Linked DNA regions of Homo sapiens: region 1 is linked to region 2. The links are chromatin contacts, found by Hi-C in ENCODE. All regions are on one chromosome and are shown on one strand. The core of a region is the stretch at or near the end of the contact, and the rest is flanking DNA. Distances in the headings are between cores, read along the strand shown. Region 1 has its middle 29 kb from the start of FGF1. Region 2 holds the start of NR3C1 (nuclear receptor subfamily 3 group C member 1).

What was found. A loop is a pair of places that touch in the nucleus more often than their neighbours do. Pooled maps may share reads with other maps.
Region 1: a map of endothelial cell of umbilical vein shows a loop between it and region 2 (3-fold over the local background). The contact joins the enhancer-like site here to the promoter of NR3C1 in region 2. A Hi-C loop is called at or near these places in 7 of 168 maps with a recorded cell type or tissue (Caco-2, MCF 10A, Right ventricle myocardium inferior and 4 more), 2 of 37 single-sample maps with no recorded cell type and 17 of 50 pooled maps.

Annotation. Positions count from the first base shown.
Region 1 is chr5:142,712,207-142,717,596 of GRCh38, reverse strand. No RefSeq gene overlaps it. Among named protein-coding and RNA genes, the nearest start is that of FGF1, 29 kb to the right of the region's middle. RefSeq lists a silencer at 4,196-4,395. Within about 2 kb of position 4,101, at least 36 of the 41 ENCODE cell types and tissues checked have a DNase peak (open chromatin) inside an H3K27ac peak, as active enhancers do; they include endothelial cell of umbilical vein, heart left ventricle and mammary epithelial cell, where a contact is called at or near this core.
Region 2 is chr5:143,401,142-143,406,447 of GRCh38, reverse strand. NR3C1 (nuclear receptor subfamily 3 group C member 1) reads left to right here and starts at 2,762. Exons shown (of 9, transcript NM_000176.3): 1 at 2,762-3,237. It overlaps LOC128966704, which reads left to right. Exons shown (of 2, transcript XM_054328421.1): 1 at 1-1,114; 2 at 1,532-1,782. The coding sequence starts at 807. The coding sequence ends at 1,562. RefSeq lists enhancers at 557-606, 327-1,093, 1,567-1,706, 1,747-1,816, 1,094-1,861 and 1 more and silencers at 1,867-3,136, 3,377-3,456, 3,667-3,766.

The sequences.
Region 1 (5,390 bases), core at 2,852-5,351, 690 kb after region 2:
ACCGGATCTGGTCCATTGCAGAGGAGGGGCCAAGGGTCCATTCAGCATGAGATGGGTCAAATACTTTGCCCAAAAGGTGTCCAAGGATGGCAGAAATGATTTGTACTCATGACTTTGGGATTTTATAGGGTGGGAAGGTGTCTTAGGAGAATAGTCCAAACCCAGATACTCACAGAATTCTCTGTTGAAGGATACAACTTTGAAAACATGAGTTAGAAGTAAACAATTTCAAAGCCTTGGAAACACCATGTGACTAAGAAGAGACCTTAGAATGACTTTGAACCATGTTTGGATTTGTTCCCTGAACTTTCCTGAGATGAGAAAGCTGGCATCATGAACTGTGGGCTAGTGTAAGAACACTGGAGCAATTGTCACCAGCTCCATCACCAACCAATCTGGTGCAAGCCAGCCCCTTCTCAGCATTTAGCAGCCGTCCAAATACCGTTCTGCGATTCACTGCCACCTACTGCTCAGCCCGGAATGAGCAGGAGTTGGTAACTAGGACACAGGGGCAGTGGAGCGGCGCTTCTCAGAAGTTTGGCTTGTATTAGAATCACCTGGAAGGCTTGTGAAAATGTAGATATAGGGGCTTCACCCCCAGAGATCTGACTCAGTAGGATTGGGGTAGGCCTGAGAATTTGCTCTTCTAGTAAATTCTGGGTGACGCCAAGGCTGCTGGCCAGGAGATGCCTCTTTGGATAACATTTGTAATCCTCCTTCTACCACACACTCGCTGAGCTTGATTATTAATCAGTCACATCTGTAAGTGATCAAGAGCCACTAATTCAGGATGTCTCAACCTGGGTCCGATTGACATTTTGACGTGGCAATTCTTTGTTGTGGGGGTAGTTTGTCCTGTACACTGTAGGATTTTAGCAGTATCCCTGGCCTCCACCTACTTGATGCCAGTAGCAGCCACTTCCCCCAGGTTTCGATAGTTAAATGTGTCTCAGACATCACCAGATGGCCCTGGGAGGCAAAATTCTCCCATTTGAGAACCACCTCTCTAAAAAGCGGGAATGTTTTCCTCTTCCATTTGGCAGACTGTGAGGGTATCTTCAAGTATTGTCTTACCTAGGACACTGACATATAATAAACTCTCAGCTCTTTGGGTTTAAACAACAACAGAAAAAATAGACTACATATCCTGAGTGCTTAGTACGTGTGAGTTACTGTGCTGACGCTTTTTAGTATATAATCAATATTTTTTAAATCTCTGATATATTTTACATTCTTGTTTTTGTAATTAGTGTGTATCTTACCTTTACAGCAGATCTTAATTTGCAGTAGCCCCCTCTCCAGTGCTCCAGAGACACGCAGCTGCCACACTGGGTCCTGCAGGGCTAGACTCTGAGCCCAGATTCTGCCTCTGCCCAAATGGCTTCCAGCCTTTAGATGTGGAACAACACGTGCCAATTTTACTTCAATGTCCTTCCAATCCTGTCCTTATTTCAGCTATTTTATCAGACTCACATACCTATTCATGTACTCTGCAATCAGTCCTTGGAATAGTTCCACATAGTTTAAAATAAGGTCTGCAGTTTTATAAAATTTATCAAACAGCAGAATACCTCATCTGGTGGCCAGACTGTGTTGACTATTATCATATTTTAGTTCTGATAGCTTTTCAAGGGGCTGTTTTCCAAAAAGTCTGTGTTTATGCATGCTAATCCTATCCAACGCTAATCACTGATGCACAAGTTCAATCACACTCTCCCGCTTTTTGGTTTATCTCACAATATCTAGGAGTATTCATCTCCATTCAGAGATTCTGCCTTTTCATTAGCCCTATGTGATGTTTCTCCCTGTCGTTCCTCATGTTATCCTTAGCAAATGTTTCTGATCACTTAGGGAACCAATTATTCTCTAGAAAATTTGCAGTAAACCCTTTAGTCTTACCACATTTGTTCACTCAAATTTTACAGGTATGAAAATCAAGATAGACTTAATTACTAAGGTCAACCTTTAAGTATTATGCCAATAAAAAGTAGTCACGAGTTAACCCTTATGAAATGCTTCCTGTGAGCCATGCCCTGTGCTCAGCTCTTGACATGCATTATTTATTTATCCTAATAGGCCTATGAGGTAGGTGCTGGGGCGATCGTCATGTTAGAGGCAGGGTAAGAAGGTGCAGAGAACTTAAGTAACTTGCCCAAAGTCACCCAGCTAGCAACTGGCAGAGCTGGGGGTCATATCAAGCTGTGGATGATGATACAGTTGGTCCCCTAACCTCTATACTCCATTGCCAGGAAAGATGATTTACAAAAGTTCTTGTTAGGCCTTCTTTTGATGAGGAAGTATATATATGTGTGTGTGTGTGTATATATATATGTATATATTTATGTGTATATATATATATACACACACACACATATATATGTGTATATATGTATACACATATATGTATACACATATATGTATACATATATATGTGTGTGTGTGTATATATATACACATATATATACACATATATATATATATCTTCTGGTATTCTAGGAACTGTCTCTGAAGCAAGGTGCCAGGACTTCTCAGGATGCAGGGCTTTTGACTTGAACAGGGGGCTGACTTCCCATCAGAAGCTTGAACCAAGATGTCACATCAGAAACCCTCAGAATCCAGTGCCAGGAGAGCACCGGGTTCAAGAGTGAATGGGAGTGGGGATATGGAAGTGGCAAGTGAAAATGATTCCTTCAAGAAGACAGGCTACAGGCCACAGCAGGAGAGAGACAGGAAGGATGGGAACTGAAGGGAGGCAGGGCTTAAGGGAGGGTTGTGCTTTCTCTGTGTTAATTTGTTTTGTTAACTTCTTGAGCATATTGCAATGCTGATGGGGGAAAAACTAAGAGCTGAAGGCACAGGAAAGCATAGAGGGGCGGATAGAAGCTGAATCAGCAAGGACCCCCAAAGAATCCGCTCATGAAGATATTTGAAGCTCATGTCAGGAGAAATGTTCGCCGGGTCTGACACCAAAGCCTGCTCGTGTCTGCATCACTCTCTGGCTTCCCACTGTCACTGCCTAACAATCTACGGCTATCAAAGATTCCGAGAGCCAAGTGGCTTGGAAGTTGTTTGAGTCAGAAACATTTTCCCTCCACTGGGCACAACTTCTTATCCTTTTCAGTGAGGAAATACAAAATGCATGATATCAGAACATATATCCTAGGGCAGCCCCCTATGTAGGTGATATGGTTTGGTGCAAGGGACATTAAATCTGTTTCTTCCTAAAATAGTTCCCATCAGCTTTCTTCGGACCTTGAACTATTCCATTGGGATTACCTTCCTAAAGAGTCCTGTTAAAATACCAACAGGTCAAAACAATCTCGAAAAGGACACCCATGCTCATTGCAACATTATTCACAATGGCCAAAAAGGTGAAAGCAATCCTGGTGGCCATTGACAGATGAATGGACAAATAAAATGTGGTATATACATACAGTGGAATATTATTCACCCCTAAAAGGAAGGCAATTCTGACACACACTACAACATGGGTAAACCTTGAGGACACTATGCTAAGTGAACCAAGCCAGCCACAGAAGGACAAATACAATATGATCCCATTTATAAGAGGTACATAGAGTAGTCAAATTCAGAGGCAGAAAGCAGAATGGTGGCTTCCAGGTCTGGGGGAAGAGGAATGGGGAGTTTTTGTCTAATGAGTGTGGAGTTTAAGCCTGGGAGGATGAAAAGAGCCCCGGAAATGGATGGTGGGGATGGTTGCACAAGAATGTGAATGCACTTAACACCACTAAACTAACTGTACATTTAAAATGGAAAATTTTATGTTATGTGTATTTTTCTGCAATTAAACAAAACACCGGGTGATTTAAAGGGGCTGCCTGATCAATAGCCAAACTATTATTAGTTTGACTCAGCTTTGATTTCCTGTTAAGGCCACTTTGCCCAGAGCAGGACTTTAAGGAGCCAGAGCAGCGAGGAGCCGGAGATGGAGAGGTGACAGGCGTGAGGACAGTAATTCACTGGGCGCTGGAATGCGTTTTGACAAAGGCCAGGTGTCGGTTCCCGTCCTGACCTGCAGGGGGCACTCTGGTGGGTCCTGGGAAACAGGAGGAGAACGGGAAGCCTAGAAAGCCCTGGGAGCTCCTTGAGCGACAGGGAAGCCTCTGTCTACCACTTTTACTGAGGCCGCCGGCAGTCAGGATACTACACAGTGGTTATTCTTAGGCCCCTAGAGTCAGCAAAGCCTCTTGTTTGGAAAACCTCCTGGGTCTCCCCTCGCAGGCTGTGTAAGGGGCGCCCCGCTCGCCCCGCGTCTCCGTGTCCGGGGTGGGTGTGAGGACGGCAGGGCCGCGCCCCCTGCTGGCCGCTCGCTCAGCTGCGCTGTCGCCTCCTCTGCCATCAGCCCGTGGGAAAGAAAGCCATTTTGGTCACAGGAAGCAACGTTTTCAACTTCTCTCATTAATGAGAAAGACAGAATTGTGATACTCTAATGGGAATACTCGAGGAAGGAATAAATTAAATTTCCATGCAGCTCCGGCTCGAGTCCCAAGCTGAACAGATGCTGTTTTTATCAAATACTTTCTATTCTGTGACGTGCTCTGCCAACTTTCTATTATTAGACAAATCAGGAAAAGTCTGATTTCTCTCCCTTCTGGCTTCTCCTTCCCGCTTTTGTGGGAGGGTGGTGGTTTGGGTGGAGACTCTGTCCTGTCCATAGAAGGTAAATGACAAGGAAATGGCAGCCACCTGAAAACTTGCCTTGATGCCAGCATGTCCCAGAAATGTCCTTTAAAATGACATCTCATCCAGGCGTCACCCCATCCCAGATGGCATAGCTGATGGGACAGGAAAAAATACATATTTTAGAGTATTTACAGCATCATTTTCCCCTGCCCCCACTTCCTTCCTGTGAAGGAGGAATTAGTCTTCACTAGCCAAGTTCTGGAGTATTTCTTTTTCTTTTTTCTTTTTTTTTCTTTTAATTGAGATAGTGTCTTGTTGTGTTGCCTAGGCTGGAGTGCAGTGGCACCAACATCACTAACTACAGCCTTGAACTCTTGGGCTCAAGCGATCCTCCTGCCTCAGCCTTCCAAAGTTCTGGGATTACAGGCGTGAGCCATTGCACCTGGCCCTGGAGTATTTCTTGTGCATAATAAGGGAAAATTTGGGAAAGGATTCTGAATTGTGCAGTACCATGGGTAGGATGGGTTGATGGGTCTACCTAAGAGAAGGCAGGGAGTTACATACTAACGAAAGCAGAATGGATCAGAAGGCGAGAGAAAGAATAAGAGAAACAAGCCAGGGATGAGCTGGGTTTGGGAGAATTCAAGAGATAAATTAAGGAGGACTGAAGTAGCTGCTGGGCTGTTGATATGGTTTGGCTGTGTCCCCACCCAAATCTCATCTTGAATTGTAGTTCCTATAATCCC
Region 2 (5,306 bases), core at 1,513-4,012:
GCTGAAGAGAGAAATTAGGATAAGTTTTTTTTTTTTTTTGCTCAATTAAAAACGTTTTCAATGGCATATTTAAAACTACGTATTCTTCCCCATTAAGATCTGCAGAGAAAAAAAAATGAAGGGAGAATAATTGGGAACTCTTGTGAAATCATAAATTATTTAAGCAGAGTACCTACCACTAAGGATTTGAGCATGTATGAGCGATGAGGTGGATTCTTAGAGCAGAGATTCAGCAGTGAGACAGGCTAATGGCATGGGGAGATGTGTTCTATTAGACAACTGTATTGTCCCCTTAATTATATACATATATATGTATATAATATATATGTGTATACATATGTATACATACATGTATATATAAATAGAATTCTTAATCATTTTAAGCAGTGTACAAGGATAATTATTAGCATGGGCTATTTAACTCACTTTTAAAACGTGTAAAACATTATTGTAGGGTTGGGTCTTGATTTGTTTCCCATGAAACTGTTGGTAGTTTAGGGGCCAAATTAACGAAAGACATCTCATTCTAGTGCTTGAGGCTCAGAAATTGGAAAAACGGGCAACTAGGTCAAGCAGTGTTCTCATAGCCTCACAGATGAGCATCCAAAGCAAGGGCCTCCTTCTAGTTGACTTGTGCCAAGGGACAGGAGAAGCGGAGTCTGCCTTCTGGGTCCAGAAGGGGGTTTTGTTAACATGGAGTTGCTCAGCGCCCTTCATAAAAATTCTTCTGGCTGAGGGTTCTACGTTGGCATACGGTTGGTTCCCTCTTCTTTTCCGAGGTGGCGAGTATCTCTTCCTTTGCCAAGATGGCGGCTCCAGAATCCTCTGGAGGCGGCCCCCGTAGATCGTCTCCGGACAAGAGGCTTGCTGAAAGCCTACTTCTTTCCTTTCACATCAGACAATGCACAGGGAACCGTTTACCCTTGAGAACCAAGGAAGGACGGCTTAGGCTACCCGCGATCGCGAACCTTTGCCAAGATGGTGGCCGCGGGGACGGGCTGGCGACACTGTACCCTACCAAGATGGCGGCGGGCGGCTTCCGGGACGCGCTTCCCCAATCGTCTTCAAGATGTCAGAGCAGGGGGAGCCGCCGTCAGTCTGAGCGCGGCGGGAGGTGAGAGAGTGGCTGTGGCCGAGCGCCCGAGCAGGATTAGGTGGAGCTGCGGCAGCCCCCGCCCGTGTCAGGAGCTGGCAAGCGATGTCACCTGTGGGGGCGCAAAAGTTACCTCCCCAAACCCTAAACCCACACAGCACAACCTTTCCCAGAGTCACAAAAATCATAATCTGTGCCGCACAAGGTAGGAGGCTCGGTCCCGGCATCGTCCAAGCCTTCCCGACGCGGCGAGCTGGGGAAGGGAGCTGGGGCGGGGGCTTCCCGCACGGGCACCCCTCGCCCCACGGCCCTCTCCTTTCTCAGGACGGACCACGAGTTCCCTTCCCCTTGGACTGAGGGGGAAGCTCCTAACAGGAACATCTGTAGGGAGTTGAACGCTGGCATTTTAAAGCTGCCTGTATTTTGTTTTATTTGTAGGGGCAGGGGTCCTATGAACGTGATAGGGTGAGCAACGCACAGAGTCGAGGGCAGCAAATGTCAAGATTCGGGGGTGGGGCCTGCACCGGGAACTTGGACGCGGGCCCTGGCCGGGGTGGAAGAAGAGGTCAGGAGTTTCGGAAGGGGGGCTATATTTCGCCAGCAACTTACTATTTCGCCTGCAACTTGCTTTTAAGCCTGCCGCCCCCTGCTTTCCTTAATCATAATAATAAAAAAAAAGTGCAAAGAAATCCAGCTCGCTGGAGGTTTTGCATTTGGCGTGCAACTTCCTTCGAGTGTGAGCACATTGGGCGGGAGGGGTGGGGGTTGAACTTGGCAGGCGGCGCCTCCTTCTGCCGCCGCCGCCGCCTCGCAGACTCGGGGAAGAGGGTGGGGGACGGTCGGGGCGCGGGGGAGGGTGGGTTCTGCTTTGCAACTTCTCTCCCAGTGCGAGAGCGCGGCGGCGGCAGCTGAAGACCCGGCCGCCCAGATGATGCGGTGGTGGGGGACCTGCCGGCACGCGACTCCCCCCGGGCCCAAAGTACGTATGCGCCGACCCCCGCTATCCCGTCCCTTCCCTGAAGCCTCCCCAGAGGGCGTGTCAGGCCGCCCGGCCCCGAGCGCGGCCGAGACGCTGCGGCACCGTTTCCGTGCAACCCCGTAGCCCCTTTCGAAGTGACACACTTCACGCAACTCGGCCCGGCGGCGGCGGCGCGGGCCACTCACGCAGCTCAGCCGCGGGAGGCGCCCCGGCTCTTGTGGCCCGCCCGCTGTCACCCGCAGGGGCACTGGCGGCGCTTGCCGCCAAGGGGCAGAGCGAGCTCCCGAGTGGGTCTGGAGCCGCGGAGCTGGGCGGGGGCGGGAAGGAGGTAGCGAGAAAAGAAACTGGAGAAACTCGGTGGCCCTCTTAACGCCGCCCCAGAGAGACCAGGTCGGCCCCCGCCGCTGCCGCCGCCACCCTTTTTCCTGGGGAGTTGGGGGCGGGGGGCGAAGCGCGGCGCACCGGGCGGGGCGGCCACGCCAGGGGACGCGGGCGTGCAGGCGCCGTCGGGGCCGGGGTGGCGGGGCCCGCGCGGAGGGCGTGGGGGCAGGGACCGCGGGCGCCCCTGCAGTTGCCAAGCGTCACCAACAGGTTGCATCGTTCCCCGCGGCCGCCGCGCGGCCCCTCGGGCGGGGAGCGGCCGGGGGTGGAGTGGGAGCGCGTGTGTGCGAGTGTGTGCGCGCCGTGGCGCCGCCTCCACCCGCTCCCCGCTCGGTCCCGCTCGCTCGCCCAGGCCGGGCTGCCCTTTCGCGTGTCCGCGCTCTCTTCCCTCCGCCGCCGCCTCCTCCATTTTGCGAGCTCGTGTCTGTGACGGGAGCCCGAGTCACCGCCTGCCCGTCGGGGACGGATTCTGTGGGTGGAAGGAGACGCCGCAGCCGGAGCGGCCGAAGCAGCTGGGACCGGGACGGGGCACGCGCGCCCGGAACCTCGACCCGCGGAGCCCGGCGCGGGGCGGAGGGCTGGCTTGTCAGCTGGGCAATGGGAGACTTTCTTAAATAGGGGCTCTCCCCCCACCCATGGAGAAAGGGGCGGCTGTTTACTTCCTTTTTTTAGAAAAAAAAAATATATTTCCCTCCTGCTCCTTCTGCGTTCACAAGCTAAGTTGTTTATCTCGGCTGCGGCGGGAACTGCGGACGGTGGCGGGCGAGCGGCTCCTCTGCCAGAGGTAAGAAGCGAGGCGGGAGGGGGCCGGGGCGCGCTCGCTCCCCCGAGGTGCCGCTGGGACCGGAGACAACTCGGGGGCCGCCGCGGGAGCCTACAAACTTTTATTAGCCTCGGGGAGTGGGGGTGGGGGGCTGGCAAGGGCCGGGCGACGGTGACGAAAGGGCAGCGCGCGGGTGACAGCGCTGGCCTCTTCCTCTCCCTCCGCAGGCGTCCCCTGGCCGGGCCGAGGGGGAGGAACCTGACCTCGGACGGCGAGCGGAGCCCTGTCGAACTGCCGGGGGCTTCGAGCCTCTCATTCCTCGCGGGAATCCTGGCCTCTTTTCTCCCCCTAGTGTCCCCTTTCCCTCCAAGGGGGTCGCCCGACACCCGTTTTCGTGGTGAACGCTAAGCCGCGTCTGAATTTTACTCGCCCGAATATTTGCACGCCACCCCGGCGCGCCCGAGCGCGAGCCCGGGCTCCGGGGAGGCCCCGGCGGCGCCTGGCTTGAGGAGGGCGTGCGGGGCGCGTGAGGGTGCACACGCGGGGGGCTGACAGCCCGCAACTTGGAGACTGCGGCCGGGGCCGGCGTTATCTGTTAGAAGTGGGCGTGTCGGAGAGAGAACTCAACAGGTCTGGACGTACTTCTCTTTTAACCTCGCACTTTTTTCTCTTCTCCACCCCCGCCCCGCAAGGGCTTGCTCTTTAGCGTTTGTTGTTAATTCGCGCCTGAGGTTTCTAAGTGGCCCCTTTTAGAAAAAGACCCCCTGTAACCGTAATGGTTTTGTGCTGCGATTTTTACAAGTGCTAGTTTGACGTTTGGGGTTGCAGACTTGATAATTGCAACCTTGTAATACCACTTAAGACCCTCTGGCATGGTTCATTAGGGCCAATTAATGTGGCTGGGTTATTTGCAACTTAAACTGGGGGATAATGTCGCTTGAGGGAGCGTTTTCGTTTTAGGAAATATTGTTTTGGTTTCGGGTTTGAAGGCAGCTGTCAAAAAAGCGGCATGGAAATTCATTGGGCTCCATTCGATACCTCGTGTTTAGAGATCGTTATCGCCTCAGATAAACGGGGCAGAGAGGTGGGGAGATAAGCAGTTTACCCTCAAGATTTGTAGTGGCAAGTCCACACCCCTCTCTCTACCTTCATATTCACTTTTCAGTGAGGGCCAGTGACATTTATGCTGCCTAACGTCATCGCATAGGAAAAGTTACCTTTTATTGGACGGGATTTGACTATAGTGTCCCAAATGCGCTTCTCCGTCTTAGCCCATCTCTTAAAACACCCTGATTAACGATATACTAACAGTCTTACTCTCTTGAGAATAGGCTGAGAATTGGGATAGGTGAAGGTTTGGATAGGTGAAGGCAGAGAAAATTATTTTGAACATTTTACTGGATACAGTTGTACCTGAATTTATATGAATGTGATTTTACGGTTCTGTGTTTTTCCATTTTTCAGTACTTCGATATTTGTTTGGAAAGGAAAGAACTTAGAGATGTAATAGCATTTCATATTGAGGATCTCAAGCAATGTAAACAAATGTAGCTTAATCTAGATGTTTTTGTGAGTTATGATAAGGGTCAGCTATATTTAAGTTATGTAAGCTAACAACGTAGTGAGAAACTACTACACCTTCTCTTCTGCTCTTTAAAATCTAAATTTTAGTTGGCCTATATAAAGTGTATCTCATTTCATATATCCAAAATTTGGAGGTAGGCACATCCAGTCAGAAGTATGGGTTAAAAAGCCTTTTCCCAGCCTGTCGGAAGATAAGCAGATCAGCATTGTTTATTTTTCAAAGAAAACGTGCATGGTTCACCAGTTGGTTGTACTCAAAGGTTTGGATGTGTGACTAGCTGGTAGGAGGGAAATTTGGAAGTAATTAGGGATTGAGAATTCTAGCATAGTATTTATCAAATGTTATATGTATTGGTTCTCAGAAAAGCAAACAGCCGTGATTGAAAAGAGGTAGGAATTTTAATGATCACACTTCCTTTTTTTGAAATTAAATACTTTGACATCAACTTGAACCTTCAGAATAATCAGATGTAATGAATTATAATGTCTGTGATTAACAAAGCTAC